Regions from separate parts of the Mus musculus genome. Here region 2 is linked to region 1. Evidence: chromatin loops called from intact Hi-C (ENCODE). Cell type or tissue: left cerebral cortex. All regions are shown on one strand. Links, peaks and the distances in the headings refer to the core of each region. The heading gives the core; the rest is flanking DNA.

What was found. A loop is a pair of places that touch in the nucleus more often than their neighbours do. Peaks named below come from ENCODE experiments on the same cell type or tissue, not always from the same donor. Only the 100,000 strongest peaks of a DNase experiment are listed, where the experiment ranks them.
Region 2: a loop joins it to region 1, with 4 times the contacts of the local background. A loop is called at or near these places in 20 of 42 quality-filtered maps.

The regions. Positions count from the first base shown.
Region 1 is chr5:104,071,367-104,079,702 of GRCm38, reverse strand. It overlaps Gm17660 (predicted gene, 17660), which reads left to right and starts at 2,095. Exons shown (of 10, transcript NM_001163772.1): 1 at 2,095-2,144; 2 at 3,116-3,186; 3 at 4,810-4,842; 4 at 4,930-4,998; 5 at 5,436-5,474; 6 at 6,139-6,165; 7 at 7,606-7,635; 8 at 7,719-7,730. The coding sequence starts at 3,130. It overlaps Sparcl1 (SPARC-like 1), which reads left to right. Exons shown (of 11, transcript NM_010097.4): 11 at 126-595. The coding sequence ends at 154. In left cerebral cortex, for the core only: CTCF peaks have their summits at 3,214 and 5,095 (motif pointing right); DNase peaks (open chromatin) are centred at 3,257, 4,055, 5,081 and 7,205; H3K4me3 peaks cover 351 bases.
Region 2 is chr5:104,334,978-104,343,313 of GRCm38, reverse strand. It overlaps Mepe (matrix extracellular phosphoglycoprotein with ASARM motif (bone)), which reads right to left. Exons shown (of 3, transcript NM_053172.2): 3 at 4,703-6,240. The coding sequence ends at 4,993. Among named protein-coding and RNA genes, the nearest start is that of Mepe, 14 kb to the right of the region's middle. In left cerebral cortex, for the core only: CTCF peaks have their summits at 239 and 3,189 (motif pointing right); DNase peaks (open chromatin) are centred at 2,919, 3,223, 4,114, 6,156 and 1 more place; H3K4me3 peaks cover 212 bases.

The sequences.
Region 1 (8,336 bases), core at 311-8,310:
GGTTTCGCTTATTAATGACTCTAACCTTCCTTGGATTTGTGGCTTCTTGTATGACTTTCTAAAACTTTGTCTGCCTATCATCAATTTATCTATCTAACTATTTATTTATTTATTTATTTTTGCAGAGGATATAGATGAAAACCTCCTCTTTTGAATTAAGATTTGAGAGAATCGGAACTTTCCATCCACCTCACCTGCTTTAACCGCTTCAGAAATACGAGCAGCCATGACACTATACATTCATATGTAGCAAAACATTTGTTTGCATGTGAGAGAAGACAATGGTAGTAATTACTTCTTGGTGATATATATATGAGCCAGGCACTTAATATTAACTTAGGAAATGAAACTTTAAAATTAAGTAGAGTCAATGTCTATAAAAGACTGTCCTGTCTGGGGACAGTTAGCCACCATGGCAATGTCACTCTGTGCATCTGCGTTTATAATTGATAATTATAAACTATTAAAAAAACAATGTTCATATTGTCCATAATACCTTATGCATGCTGAGGAAGTGAGATACTGCTCTTTTGAGATAAATATGCCTCCTTTTCAGTGTCTTGATGTCCTAATAAAAAATCTATAAAACCTCAAATGTCTCCTCAAGATTATTTCCGGTTTTTAAACAGTCAAATGTAAAAGACCAGCCCAGGGCTTACATTAGAGCATAAAACAGAACTGTGCTTGCTTACTAGTGAAAATAAAAAGTGCTTTTAAAGGAAAGATAGAGGTGTTTTCTGTGGCAAATGCATTGTTACAAATTGTGAATGTGCTTTGTCACTATGTAAGATGTCATGGGGAGAAAGGGGAATGAGTTGAATTCAATTGCTTGTTAGCCAAGTTCAGTTTAAAATGTAGGTGATTCTACACTGCTTTTTCCAACCAATTCAAAACTCTGTGCAGTAGGGCATGTGTGTCGGAAAGACAGAGATCTGAAAACTCCCTGTATTTCACTTCTCAAAGTGAAAGGGAGAGACAAGGAACTGTGGGGTGGCCATGACGGCCACCACTGTGAGAGAGCAGCAGTACGCCTGAGGCCCGATTGTGGCTTAGAAATGTGTGCTTCTAGTTGGGCTTTCCTGTTATGCTACAAATGTGGGTATAAAAGTACAATTATATAATTATAATGACATACTTATATATTAATTATTTATATTTAATATGAATATATTATACATAATATATTATATACTAATATATAATATAAATATACATTATATACTATATATTATATAATTATAAAAGCACCATATGGTATTCCAATAACTGAATCAAGGCACCAAAAGTTCCTCGAATCCATTTTATTCTGCTTTTATAATGTTTATAATGTAGTTTTTCTATTGAAATCGAAGCTATCAATACAAATATCTTCAGTCGTTTTTATATTTTATGAGACCAATAAGTCACTTGTTCTTTAACTAAAACCACACCAAACCATTGTCCTTTCTAGATAGTTAGGTTCAACTTGACTAGCCAAAATCTATTTATTTTACCAAATAGGAAATTAATTCTAAGCTTCAGACCACATTTACCAAAGTTTCTTAATTAGAATCCATCTTTAGAAGCTAAGTTTTAGAAACTACACTTTATAATTATACCAACATGTCACTAAGACCTAAATTTTGTTTCACTCTCAGGCAACTTTGTAAAAATGCTTCAAAAATAAGGAAAACTGATTTTAATATTGTCAAGGATGCCGTATGAACATTTACTTTTAAAAATTATGCGAAAATCATTTTCATTTTTCAAATGAAAATCCTAAGAACGGAGATGTTCAAATCTTACACAAACCTAAGAACTCCACATCCAGACCTAGAAGACAGGTCACAGAAGCACATTCGTGTTCATGGCGGCTAGCTTTTAATAATCAGTTGGCTATGATAAAGAATTGCTCTGATCCCAGCCAAGGAGATGAAGCCATCTTCTTAGTAATCAGTCTTTAAGTCTATCTCTATAATTGTGATCTTTGAGGAAGCTGAGTTCCTGGTCTGAAGCCAATTGCTCGGTTCAGCATTGAATTGGTGAGTCACATTGCCCATGACCATGTAGGCATTAGTGATACAGCTTAAATACTAGCTAGATGGCGGGATGTCAGTCCACACTGCTTCCCGAATCTGTCGCTCCAAGGACCATTTGAAACACAGGTAATTAAAGCGATATAATTTATTACTGTCCAAAGTATGTGGGATATTCTTGGGTTGAGTAGCTCAATGATCCACCATGTCCACTTACTAAAATAAGAAAGGAATTTTTGAGGTTGGATCCTGAAAATCAGTCAAGGAAAAGCATGAGACAGGAAAGGAAGTCCAAGCCCAATGAAAATGGCACAAACTCAGCCTGAGTTAAGCTTAAGTATGTCGGTCGCAGCAGCTGGTAGATAATCCGTAGATGGATAGAACTTGCCTCAAATGTCGGGGACCAGTCTTTATAAAAATATGGTGAAGCCGTTCTTTCGTAACCAAACTCCATAGTACAGCGATGTAGCTTAAAATTGCAGTGGGTAAGTTAATTCTAAATAAATATGATTTTACAAGCGTTAAGGTTTACTTCAGAAATGTTGGTTCCAAAGGGCAGAACAGACCTCCTTCAGTGGCTTTATCGAGTTTACTCATGTTATCTTTATTCTTATCACCCTACTATGCCTTGCAAATTTTTCTCAGATGATTTCCTTCCTAAAGGACTGTAATTGTCAACAGCACCCAGGGCATACGGACTGGTCAGTCTAACGAAGGCACACACTTTTTCTGTGCATTCTGTAAAAATTGTTCTCACCTTTTAGCCGTGATGGCCACATCCTCACAGGAGCAGTAAAGTCAAAAGATCTGCACAGATCACAGTCTCAAGTCACTTCAAGGGCAGCACAGCTGGATGTAGGCAGAACTAGAAGGTGTAAGGAGGGGGTGGGGGAGTGTGGGTGGGATGCCAGGTGATATAGCAAGCCAGAGAATGTCTAATCTAAAAGCTTTGTAGGTTTTCCAAGCTTAAAAATAAAAAAATGCAAGTGTACAGGCAGGATTTCGCCTGACCACTGTCACATGTCTACCTCAATCATCCGTTCACTATGGAAACAGGGTGAGGAAGGAAACTAGCCGCTCACCTAGTCCTTCACCTCCAGATCCTCCCTTCAGAATGCAGCTTTTCCTCCTGGCCGCCCTGCTGAGCGCTGCAGCTGCTCTGCCAATCCCTGTAAGTACATGGCGGCGCTTCCCTCAGCCACCACAGGGAAAGCCTTCAGATTTCTGGGCTAGGAAGTATCTTTACAGTTGGCAGGAGAGGAAAGTGGATTTTGGGAATGTGTCGGGGTCCGGGGTCCATAATCTCCCCGGGTCTAAGGCTCTGTGTGTCAAAGCTCAGCTTCTGCAGACAGTTGCTACATGGGTGGACCTTAGGCAGGAACTAACTCATGCTTTCCCTGTCAAATGAGTCAGAACAAGTCCAGAGTGTATAAATGATTAAAAATGGTTCTAAAACACTTAAAAATCCTACTTGCAACAGAAAGCTTTTAGCAATATAAAACAAGTACTCTACAGGGACTCAGGTGGGAAGTTAGCAGTCGAGCTGAGCTTTCTTTATTCTGCCCTACATCATCCAGCGTAAAGGCTTCTCGCAAAGATGCCCAACTTGACCTGTCAGACTTGATTTTACAAAGAGGAATATTTAAGACTACTCGCACTAGTTCTAAGCTAATAGTAAACAAAGTTATGTCTGAGATACACAGCTCAGGAGCATGACAACTCATTATAGTAGTACATTTGGATGTCTTTTCTGAACCATCTTGGAAAAAGAGGTTTGGATAACAACCTATGCCCTAGTGCAGTGTGCCCAGATATTGTATTAGATCAGCGTCTCTCCTTGCACCATTAATAAGAACTGTTGGTGGAATACACTCTTGGTAGAGCTGGAGCTCAAACGCAGGGCACTGCACATTCAGGGCATTTTCTCTCTTGCCCAGTTACATCCCCAGCCCAGACAAGCATTACCGTCCTACCTACCAAATGAGAGACGCTGCTTGTTTCTATAGGAACTCTGTGCTAATGAGACTGTTGCAGCATACACACTTCACTATGTTCCAGTCTGTGATTTCTTTAACTGTGAGCATCTCTGAAACACTTATTGTCTCACCCACGGCGTGGCAGCGCGTCATGACCACTTAACAGCAACACTTGCTCTGCTCCGTGAAATAATGGTGCATTTTATGACACCACTTTGAACACATAAGACCTAGCGATAAAACACCACCAGCTGAACCTTTCGTTGTGCACTGACTACAGTCACACTCTCCGCATCTGTAATAAGTGAGACCCGTAGGGACAACTTACATTTATTGTAGATAGTGTCCAGCACCAGTTAAGCATAAAACCCTCTCCCATGCACATTTTTGCAACAAGGGGACTTTCAAAGGAATGAGAGATTATTCAGAGGTTATAGGGAGACGACAGAATTTAAGTTCAGACTCATACTCCCACCACTTTGAACTTCTTTATACCGAAAGCAAGTCTAGAGCCGTACTGATGCTAAATATACCAGTGTAAGGCATGTATACCTTGCCAACATATGGTGTGTAATCATAAGAACTTTTGGGAGTAAAATTTTAAAGCCAAGAAATGAGTGGCATTGTAAGTCATTGAACAAAAATCAACTCAGCATTTCCCTGTTAAATATGAAGCTTACTTCAGACGTGGATGCAAGGCTGTAGGCAGAATGCCCCACAGGACACTTTTAGGCTGTTCTCATGTAAAATAAAACGACTTGCTGGATAACGGATACAGCTTCCAGCTGCTTCACCGTGTTGCTTTTCTTGTCTTCAAGCTTGGACAATCCGGAGGAAGTTCCAGTGAACAGGTACACTGTACTTCAAACGGCACATTCGCCACTTAAAAGCTGTCAAGTTCGCAATCGGAACGGCTCACGCTGTGTTTCTGTTTACAGAGATTTAACTTGTACGCACCACAAATCCTGCCTTTCTTCCCTCCGTTTCCCCTTCCGCAGGCTCCTCTGGTAAGTCGGGTGTTGGGAGTCTCAAGTCCATCAGCTGGGCGATGGTTATCACACTTTCCAAGGAAAAGAAATCCATGGTGTATGGTGGAAGCTCTTCCTTCCCACCAGCAGAGGGCAGCCGCGAGCGGAAGGTGCACCCGTGCAGAGAACACGGGAGATATTGGCTTAAAAAAAAAAAATGAACACTGGACACAAGGCCAATCCCTGGGCACTTAGTATAATCAATCAAGCAAAAATAATTACAGCTTCTAAAAGGAAAATAGCATATCCGACCCAGAGCTCTGTGAGGACAGCGGTCTAGAGGTATAAACCTATTCAGCGCACGCACACCGAACACCAAGAGGCTGAAGGGAATAAAGAACAGAAAACATCAAGGGAAACAGGCATGACTTGTCTCACTCCAAATCACCCTTTCGTTCCTTTTTTTTTTTTTCTAGATCCCGATTCCCTTTCCCTTCCCTTTTGATCCAAATCAGGTATGTGTACTTAAAACCTCCCTTAAGAAGATACTTAAATGACTAAAGCTGATAACCTTTGTTTGATTTAAAGAACTTAATGGACAATTCCCTCATATCTCTGAGCTGAAGTGGCTATGCTGTGTATTATACCATATCATCCAATGTTTAAATACTATTGGAACTGTGAGAGGAAACCATTGGCTCTTTCCTGACCAGTTTCCCCTAAGTATAACTCAGCGAGCATGTGTGAGTTATCATCACAGGTTGTCGTCACAAGATGTCCCCCGCTGTGCTGAGATTCCCACAAGGCACACTGTGGAGTGCACATTTCCAAAGGTGTGGGAGGGGTTGTAAACTATCAGTGAGAGGAATTAATGAAGGCTAGGGGGTCTTAAAACTATGTTTCCGGCCCATTGGACTTGCAAACTTTATATGCCCCAGTACAGGGGAACGCCAGGGCCAAAAAGGGGGAGTGGGTGGGTAGGGGGCTGGGGGGTGGGTGGGTATGGGGGACCTTTGGGATAGCATTGAAAATGTAAATGAGGAAAAGACCTAATTAAAACAAAACAAAACAAAAAAAAAAAAAAACTATGTTTCCATTTACCAGGCTAATTCAAAGTTGTAACTCTAAGTTGAACCGCTAAATTGTAACTCTTGGTTTGTTCTCTTTCTTTTATTCAAGGTTCTGACACCTAATCAGCTTCTGGAGGTAAATATATTCTGCTCTGTCCATCTATGGGGTCTTTAAGAATACAGCATCTAATAGCATATAACTGAGCCAGTTCATTCTGGAAACCACTGCACGGATTCAGTTCATCTTGACCCACAGGCAGGGCACCTGGTAAATCCAAAGGCCAAAACAAAGGCCAGTGTACGAGAAGAGTTCTTTCCATTCACTCAGTTCTAACGTGACAAGACAAGGTCATTATTACTGATGCGAGTTAAGTGAAAAAGCGAGGGGTCAGAAAACCTAGAGGAACAGAATAAAGTGCTTTAGGAAGAGAAGGTAGATTCCAATACTAAGGAATTGGCACAGCGTGTAATATGTGAAACCTTATCAAATCTAAACCCCAAAGGAGGTTTGCTTGTTTGTTTTTGAGACAAGCTCTCTATAGTCCTTGGTAGCCTAGAACTTAATATGTAGACCGGGCTGGTCTCAATTTCTAAGATATCTGTCTCTGCCTCTACCTCTCTGTCTCTCTGTCTCTCTGCCTCTCTGCCTCTCTCTCTGGGTCTTTCTCTCTGCCTCTCTCTCTGTGACTGATTACTGGTGATTATAACGTCACCAAGTGGGTCTTCCAGTTGGAGCCCAGCTGCAGGGGCACCCAGCATCCTGTGCTGGGAAACTAGATCTTCATGTTACCTGTAGACTTGATCCAGCTTCGTGGCTTTGCTCAGTTCGCCAGCATGGACAGCAATGACCTGCCTGACCTCTGAATGTGTGCTCGCTTCAGAGAATCTGACTCACTCAAGTTGCCAGGGGCCTTCTTAGAGGATCCCAACAATACTTAGGGAGCTAATCGCTCTTCTCTTCCCTCTCCATATCCCTCCCTCCTCCCCTCCTCACCCCTTTCTCACCCTCCCCCACACTCAGTACTCAGAATGTTGCTTATACATAAGAACGCAGAGGTTGGTTTCACTATTCCTAGTGTTCTGGGGCAGGCAGCTTTGTACATAACGGGGATAATGGATCACCATTAGTCCAATCCAATCTCTTGAAGAAGCTGCTGAGCTCTACAGGAAGCTGCAGAGCAACACATCTCCAGTGGAACAGCTGTGTAAGCAAATCAGCAAGACAAAGCCCCATTCATAGCTTTGCAGCAGGAAACCATTCAACAGGACATTCCCATCTCCAACCAGAGTGCCGCTTACTCAAAGTGGACGGGGGGGGGGGGGGGGGGGGGGGGGGGGGGGGGGGGGGGGGGTCTTCAGCTTTCTCACTTTCAAATGCAGTAAATGCAGTGAGAAGGTAGAGGAAAGTAGTTCCATAAATCAAAGGAATTTGAATTATCTTCAATCTTGTACACATCAAGTATGATTTCCAATGAAACATTCACGTACAAAACATTTCCGCTGACACATGTGCTAGGATGAATATAAATTGGAAGGCAAACCCACCGAGACTACTTACCCCTTTCTTCTTTTACAGTTAATCACTTCTATTTTGAACCAACTGCAGGTAAATCTTATTTTCATAAACAACAAAGTCACTAAGTGAACTCTGGTTAGTATTTAACTTTTTTTTTCCCCTTATTTTTCTAGGGCTTCCTTGGGGTAAGATTTTATTTCTGGTTCTATTGATAAAGGTGACATCCATTGTCAGGGAAGGGGGAGAATAACTCCTCTAAATCAACCCAATGCCTTAAGCCAATCACAGTGCATGGTGTTATGAATTCAGTTCCCAGACCTTTAAGATCAGAATCTCTGCATCTCTAACAGTAAGTATCTTTTCACAAGGCAGGTTTCACAAGGTTTAAGATTGTAGACATCAGCACAACCTTAGGTCGTGAACTCTCAGGTACTTACATTTACCTTGGGCTTGCTTCCGGCGACTGGACAACTCACAGCAGCAGACTGAGGAAAGCCTACTGTAAAATTACCAAACACAGCCATGGTCTGACCTCAAGGCAATGCCCAAACCCAATTTTAAGGGGGAAAAGTGTGTTTTCACCCACCAGCCTTCCTAGTAATAAGTTTCACTGCTCTGGAATATTACTCATACTTTTTATTTACCACTATGAAGACTCCCCTCTGTCAGGCCTCCACACACCATGTGGAAGAAACTACCTTCTATTTAATACAAGATCCTTAGGGCTTCAGTTTCTTGGCATTCACAGATCACCAAAGCACAAAGCCAGTCGCCCGATCACACCAGTATTT
Region 2 (8,336 bases), core at 46-8,045, 260 kb before region 1:
GAGTTACAGCAACCAAGGAACAACCGAGGGAGGGAGAACCAGTATCTGGGGATGCATGTGCTTAAAGTTTTAAAAACGAATTTTCTATAGTGAGATAATTTCCAGATTTAATTGAAAATGAGAATAAAACTCTCAGTGTATTTCAAAACACTTGTTGAGAAGTGAGTGTTTGCCACCTCCTGATCAATCCCTGGCTGTCAGCTTTAGAGCTCTTTGGAACTGTTCTCGGGGCAGCTGCACACTGCCATCGCCTGGACACCGACCCTAATTATAGATCCCTAGCATGACCAAGGAATCAGAAGCTTATTGTGGGAGCACGGAAGGCTTGGGGTTGTTTTGTTTTGTTTTGTTTTGAACCTGAGAGCTTCAGGGGATTTACCTGGAGGGGTCTGAGTAAGAGGCAAGGACCGTCTTGGGGGTAGATTTCTGCAACAGATGGTCCATGGGGCATGGTGAGCCTCAGGCTGTAGGCTGAAAACAGCATCAATCAGGATGCGTGTGAATCACTGAGTAATAGCTTGGCTTATGATACTTACATCTCAACCCATTGCTGGACAAAGCCATTAGTATAAAACATTTTCTGAGATAAAGTAAGATTAGAGGATGCCAAGAGGAGTAGAAAGTTTGCTGTTGTTTTCTTACAAGACATGTAAGAATTCTGTAGACAAAGGACTATAAAACAGTAAAATACAGTTTTTCCTTTGCATTTTTCTAATTTTTCTAATTTTACTTATTATATATTTACCTTTTAAACTTTATTCTACTATTTATGTATATTTACTTTTTATTTTATTTACTTTACTGCTTTTATATATTTACTTTTAGAATTCTACTTTTGTGGTCAGAGATATTATTTCATAAAATAAATCCATACCAGCAGACCAAAGGCTTGTTTTCTAAGCTTTTTAGTAAGTCATAGCTTAACAAGCAAGAGTGAGCTGAAATAATGAAGACACTTCATTCACTTGGGTGCTCTGAGCAAACCTTGTGCCACCTCCAAGAGTTGGAGAGGGGCTTGTTTGCGGTGGTTGCCTGTGGTCGTGGGGAGCAAGGGAGCATTCACACGGGGACACTCCATCTTCATTCCACCTGTTGCTTGCTTTGAAGTCTGGCTGTGACTGGGACCCATGCCTGAGAAGGGCTCATAGTGTTTGATAATCTGGACTCTTGTGGACTAGCGAGCTTCAACATTAACCAAGGACCAAGACAGAGGAGTCCCACACACTCAAGGAACACTATGAAAAATTGTACTGACTAAAGTTTCTTATCACAGTAAGTAGTTCTTGTCAGCACTCGGAGCTTTGAGCAATGTGAAGCAGGAGATGCCACTGTCATCGGCATGCATAACTCTTGCTCCTTTACAAGAGTGAGCGCCACCTTAGTTCCCTCCTGACTTCTCCTCACATTCCCTTCTGTCTTTCACAGAGACACATGGTGTTGAGCAATTTGGGATATCCTGTCTAATCGACCATTCAGTACAAGGCCAGCAACACTCACGCTTGATAGCTAGCAGGTCGTTGTGCACAGAATTGTGAGCTAGGGTAGAGACACATACACTTCCAACGATGGCTGCTGCCCAAGAGCCTTGATTCTTTTTTATTATTTCTTGCTGTGAAATATCTATAAAGATCAGCTATTTTCATCAGAGATGGAACTATGCCCACAGAATCAAATTAGTAAGAAGTCTTGATTGTCCGTGGGCCATGGGAGACCCAGAAAAGTGATTTCATAGTCACTGGAAAAGACACCCAAGGCAGTAATTTTAAATTTGGAATATACTCATTCAAATATAATCATAATCACTTGAGGAACTTGTTACAATCAAAACAGCAGATTCTCTATTCACGACCTTATATCATACATGCTATTCCAAGACTGGTGCCAGACCACCCCCATCAGAAGCAACACTGCAAAATGACTGCTTGATTTAATATAACACAACACCCACAGCTTCCAGACTCCCTCTGCCTCATTGTCCTAAGCAAATAAGCTTAAATTAAGATAATTTAACTTTTGTTACTAATCCATTAGCAACTTAAACTGTGAAAATTCAAATATAGCCAACAGCCACATTTCTAAGCATGGGACAAATACAATCAACTACCTCATGCTTTAAAGCACTGTCTATTGAGTGGTGGGGCCCACTTGCAGTTCCTGGCCGCTCCTGTCCAGTGCCCTTGTATCTATGATAAGCATGAGTCTCCCTCTGTCTTGCTCTCTGAAGCGCCCTGCTCATCACTGCTGCCTCCCCGTCCTCTAACTGAAGTGATCTTTCTTAAACTCTAAAATGCATGCTCTACAATCTAAAGCCACCAACTTCAAAGTTCTTATTTACCAGTAGAGGTCTGTCTACATGTTTTTAAAGGAACTCCTTTATGGCTTTTTAGTATTGAACTAGGCACCTCTGACCCCTCTCCCTCTCCCTCTCCCTCTCCCTCTCCCTCTCCCTCTCCCTCTCCCTCTCCCTCTCCCTCTCCCTCTCCCTCTCCCTCTCCCTCTCCCTCTCCCTCTCCCTCTCCCTCTCCCTCTCCCTCTCCCTCTCTCTCCCCTCCTCTGTGTGTGTGTGTGTGTGTGTGTGTGTGTGTGTGTGTGTGTGTATACCCATGCGCATGCGCACAAGCACACATCTATGTGATGTCTGTACAGGTACTTAAGAGTGTACGTGTGTATCAGCAAGGGTGTGCATGTACACGGTGTGTGTGTGAGTAGGCCAAAGATTAGCTTCAGATATCTTGCACTGTTGTTCTCCATCTTCTATTTTTGATACAAAGTCTCCCACTGAACTTGGAGCTCATCAATAAATCTAGCTCATCAATAAATCCCATCAATAAATGAGCTCTGCGGATTCACTTGTTTTGACTCCACCCACTCATTGCTAAGGTAACTCAGGTCCTCACGCATGAGCAGTAGACACTTTATCTACTAAGCTATCCCCAAGTCTGATGCTTTATTCTTGATCACCTTTCTCTTTAGTTACATTATCCACTTAGTAGCTCATGAGTATTTCTTCCCTTTTAATCTTCACAGAATTTTGTAAATTGTGCTCATTTTGTGGGTTTTGTTAAGCTAAACAGTATCAGGTAGTCTTCCCTGATTTTTCGGAGAAACCCAGGCACGTGGCTTGGAGGAAGTGCACTGTCCGCAGGCAAATAAAACGGTAGACCCCTGATTCTCCCGGGAATGGGCAGTTCTTCTTGTTGGGCACAAGGTGGCAGGCTGTATCTATGTTCCTCATCCTTTGAAAGGCAACTAGGAGAGGCTAAACCTGTCCGTTTTGGAGACCATGCAAGGTTACTTTTCAGTGAGGATGGTCCTGCTGAAACACGAGAGCGGAGAGAACGAGCAGCCTGTCTGATGGGGGAGGGTCCTGTGGGCTTCTGCAGGACTGGATCTGTACACGTGTGTATTTAAGAACAGCACATTGTGAAGGCGTTCCAGTTCCCTTACAAGGCAGCAGATATAACCCTTGCAGGTGCCTTGAAGGGCTGTTCATGTGTGCTCAAACATGGGGAAGGGGGAACACTCTAACAAGGGAACTGTCCCCTAGAAAACAGAGAAGTCAGGACCTGGACCTAAGACAGCATCTGCTTTCTCCACCGACTTAGCTTTCTCTTGCCATCTCAAGAGTTTCCATGTGCTCAGACCGTTCCTGTGTAAAAGATGCTGAGCTGTTTTCAACTTATTCAATTACAATTTAAATTCAGCTTTAATTCCTTTACTTAATTGCCTTCAGAGTGCTTTGTGGAGGTGGTGGTCAAAATTAATTTTTTATTAAAACAGAGAGAGTACGAGGAATCAAAACGCAGATGCTGCACCAAACATGCTGGTTAGGGTGTCTGCTGTTTGAGAGTCTAAAGGGACAGGAGAAAAAAAATACCCACATTCCTTTATGTTGGCTCCATCCCTCCTTGGCATCCCTTCCCTTGATGCTCCTCATTTAGGAGAGATGTTAGAATGGAAGAGTGTATTAGTGATGACTTTAAAGCAGGCATCAGGGACAATACTACATCAATGTCTGACATAGGGAGAGCTGGTTTTCTGGCAGACAAGATGCTCAGAGCAGGAAATAACGTATCAAGGCACTTGTGACAGAGCTGACTCAGTGGCTCCCACTCACTCTGTTTCTCCCTCATGGCCACATGTTGGCTACTGCACACCCAGACAGAAGGCCCATGCTAAGCCAAGGAGAAGGCACAAGAAAAGAGGAACGGAGCACTAGCCAGGTACAAGTTTTCTCTTGCCGCGAGACAAAAGCTTTCCTCAGCAGCAGACAGCAGTCTCATCGTCAGACCATCTTGGGAGGAAAACATTAATGCTAAACAGAAATAGAACCAGGGATACTTTGGGAGAGTTCAGTGAATATTATATTGAACCAGATTTTGACTGTCTCCCCATCCCCCACAACACTTCCTACATCCTATTCTCCTCTCTAAATGAAGAAAGAACCAGCAAAATGTGATTAACATTTGATTTGCTTCAGTAATTAAACTTGCCTCATAGGACACAGTAAATGCAGACAGAGGAAAGATCACTGACAGGCCATGAAATCCCAGATCAGAGTGACGCTTTCAAGCTTTGTCCAGGGGATTCGGTCCACACACCTTACCTCTTTGCTGTAGGCGGACTAACCTTGTTATCTCTTAATTCTTCCCATACCACCAACAGTCAGTTGCCTGTAGATCATGTAATTACACACCACCATAGAGCAAGCATATTTATTTTCATGTCTGAAGAGCAAATGATGACGTATCAAGGCACTTGTGACATTCACAGACTATTTTAATGTGTCGCCTGTCCAAATATTACCTATTATACAAATTCTTATGAAAGTTTTTATTGAAAAAAGCATTAGAACTTTGAGTAGAAATTCTTATAACCACCATTAAAATAGCACAATGTCCTGGAGGGGACCAGGTCTGTTGGCTTGCTCAGTTCCTGCTGTGCCCTCTCTTCCTCCAGGACTAGAGCAGGGGACTGGTTCAATCCCAGGGACTAGTCACCATGACTCTCACTAGAACTCCCACTGGATGACGACTCGCTGCTGTCTCTTTGGCGGGTGCTAGCGCGCCTGTGGGAATTGGGTCTTCTCGAAGGCCAGGAGCCTCTCCGCTGTGACATCCCTTTATTCGGTGTAAGATTATTTTGTCCATGGAACACATAATGGTTTTCTTCACTTTTAACCTCATTACTAAGACTGTGAGAGGGCAGAGCAGGGCCCTGGCTTTTGCCTTTACCTGGAAATCTTTGGCTTGCAGTCAAGGTTAATTGGTTCCCTTTGGACTCTTCTGCATCTTTGCTAGAGCTACCTTTGCTGCTCTTGGGGATTTCGTTGTAACCAGCTCTCCCTGCATGCTCCACGCCCCCCTTTACCTTTTCTCTCGAGGCCACTTGTGGATAGTGAAATTCTACTTTCCCTTGATGAGCATTTTGGCTGCCGGCATTAATTCTGTTTCCTTCTTTTCCGGGGAGTTCCCTGAAATTGGTGCTGCCTGTGATTTCATTGCTGCCCCCCACAAGGCTCCCACCTGCAGAGCCTGCCCCCTGTGCAGCTTTGTCTCTGGTTGCATAGGCACTGCCACCATGTCCTTCTCTCCCCGGGATCTCATTAGAGCCTAGTCCACTCATATGTGGGTCAATAACTTCAGCTTTGCTGGAGCCTGAGAGGGGGCGACTAGTTGAGCTTTCAGGACCAGACCCAGCACCTCCTTTGCCAGGAATGTGCATAAAATGTTGCCCATCTCCACTGAAAGGGGGGACATCATTATCTCCCCTCACTAGAAGATCTGGGGAGCCACTGCCTTCAAGGTCACTGGGAGTCTTCTTGATCTGTGGGAGATGTGTCAGGTAGTGAGTGCTCCGTCGGGTCTGGCGGGTGTGTTTGGTGTGTTTGCTTTTGACCGGGCTGCTCTGGGTTAGCAGATAACTCTCTTGATTCTTTATGTCTTTTAAGGAGACTTTAGCATCATTGACATCTGCTGGAATTACGCTTAGAACACTCTGAGGTCTCTTCTCCTGGTTTCCTTCCCTCCGTAGTTCGGCCCCAGTCACTAGACTCTTTACAGGCTGCGTGATATTTCTGAGGAGGGCAGCACCATACCTGTCCTGGCCAGGCGGGTGAAGGAGAGCACCTTGCCCATCCTCTGTGCCTTCATCCACCGTGGGATCAGGATACACAGATGCTGCCAAGTCCTTGTGAATGCTGTCTTGATTGCCGCAGCTGCTCCTGTCTTCATTCGGCATCTGTGGATTTACAGAAAGATTTGGAGTTTTACTACTTGGTTATATTCATTGGTTTCAAACTAGACAAGTCTTTCTCTCTCTTTTGTTTTCTGGGTAATGATTTCTTTCAGAGTTGACTCATGATCAAAATGGTGAAAGGCAATACTTACTTTCCTTTTAGATAAAGTAAAAAAAAAGAGCGTAAAGTGATTATTTTATGTTAAGTTTAAAAAACCCTATAATTCATAAGAAGTATTAAAACCTATTATATATATAAATTATATTTAATGTATAAAATATATTTAATGTAAAGTCTACAACTCAATAGGGATGGAAGGAGCTATGCAGCTTTCATGGAAGAGTAAGACTGAGGTAGATTTGATGGGAAGGTAAGAGTCAAATACTCAGAAGCAAAACAATGTGAATCTTTTAAGACTAAGTGGTAGGACCAATGTATTTTTGACACGCTTCAACAGGCGCGCTTCCCTTGAGCTTGTTAACATCTTGGTTATGATAACTAAAAATAAGAATAGATGAAAGCGTCTATACGGAGCAAAAGAGGATTCAGCTGGAAGCTTACACCTTTGGGAGGTGAGGAAGATCACAAAGACGCTGATCAGGAGTGTGGGGGCCATGGTGAACTGCATCAGATGAGATAACCGACAAAATATTTAATACGTCTGGGCACCGTGTGTGTCAGATGCACATGTGAGCTGCCCTGTGAGTGCACAAAAACAAACCCTGATCCTCTGGGAGAGAAGTAAGTGTCTTGGCTATTGAATCATCTCTCCAGCCCCCAAATGGTCCCAATCTCTCACTCCAGTGCAGGCTGAAGTAACTGTGCTATAGGAGGGCTCAGGTATCTCAGCAGCTGCCATCCCTCTTTGGACTGGATGAGCTGGGGAGACATGTGACCCAGGGAAGCACGTGACCCGGGAAGCACGTGACCCGGGGATGCTACTTTGCTTCTTTGGGCATCAAATTTTTCATTATAAAATAAGAAAATAAACACATTTTGGGATTTAAAAAAGATATACTCATGTTAAGAGATACAATGCAGGTAAGGTATCTAGCACAGATCTCTCACTAACCAAGTTCTATATAAATGATAGCAGCTACCGTTTGTGCAAGGCTGTGTGGTGCCTGCCTTTGGTGGAATGCTAGCTTGCTTCCCCAGATAGTGATAAGAGACTCATTTCCTCATAGGACTCACAGCTGTCCTTCCAGTCTCTAGAAGTTATTGAATTGTGTGTAGTGGCAGGGAATTGTGGACTCGTTCTTGACTGTGTTCTGCAACCTGTGGCCTCTGATCGAATGTGACCTAAAATGGGGTTTTGATGTCCCCCAGTCTCTAATTAAGAATACTGTGTGTGTGTGTCTCGCATGTGTGCATGCGTGCCTGCGTTGCAGCGTGGGGAGTACCTGAGTGTGTCATACCCGTGTATCAGTGTTAGAGAATAACTTGTGAGTGTCTGAACTCCCCTTCCACCATGTCAGCTCTGGTGGCAGAGCTCAGGTTGACTGGGGTGGCAGCCATTTCTGAGCCATCTTACTGGGCATCCTCTGCCTTAAAATGCACCCAATTAAGTGTTGGGAGCTTTAAGACTGTTGCCTCTGCAGACGCTTGAACTGCAGGTAAGGGTAATTTGAGGAAGTCCCTTTTAGTCTGGGAGAACTTGTTAGTATGAAGTCTCCAAAATCTCCCAAAATTCTCCATTTGTTTTCATTGTAAAATACAATTATTAATGAATTTCACATGGGAAGGATGATACCACTACACACGATCTTTTATAGCCCCAAGCCTATTCTGAAAATAGGATTTTGTTATGAGAAGAAAAAAAAAAAAAGGATCTGGACTGATTTACTTTTGACCAGAAAATATTCTAAATACTTGACTTAGTTTAAGTCATCAAGCTTCAGAAAGCTTGCGTTGGGCATGTATGTCTATTTACTTACTTCTGTTAAGCCATTTTGAGCTGAACAGGTAGGTTAGAAAAACCAATATATCAAATTTAAACTTAAGCATTTTCATTTTTTTCTCCCTACTCTCAGAGGAATTTTTTGTTAAGAACGGTGGCGTGCCTACTAATGACTAGCGTGCATTTAGCTAGGGGAGT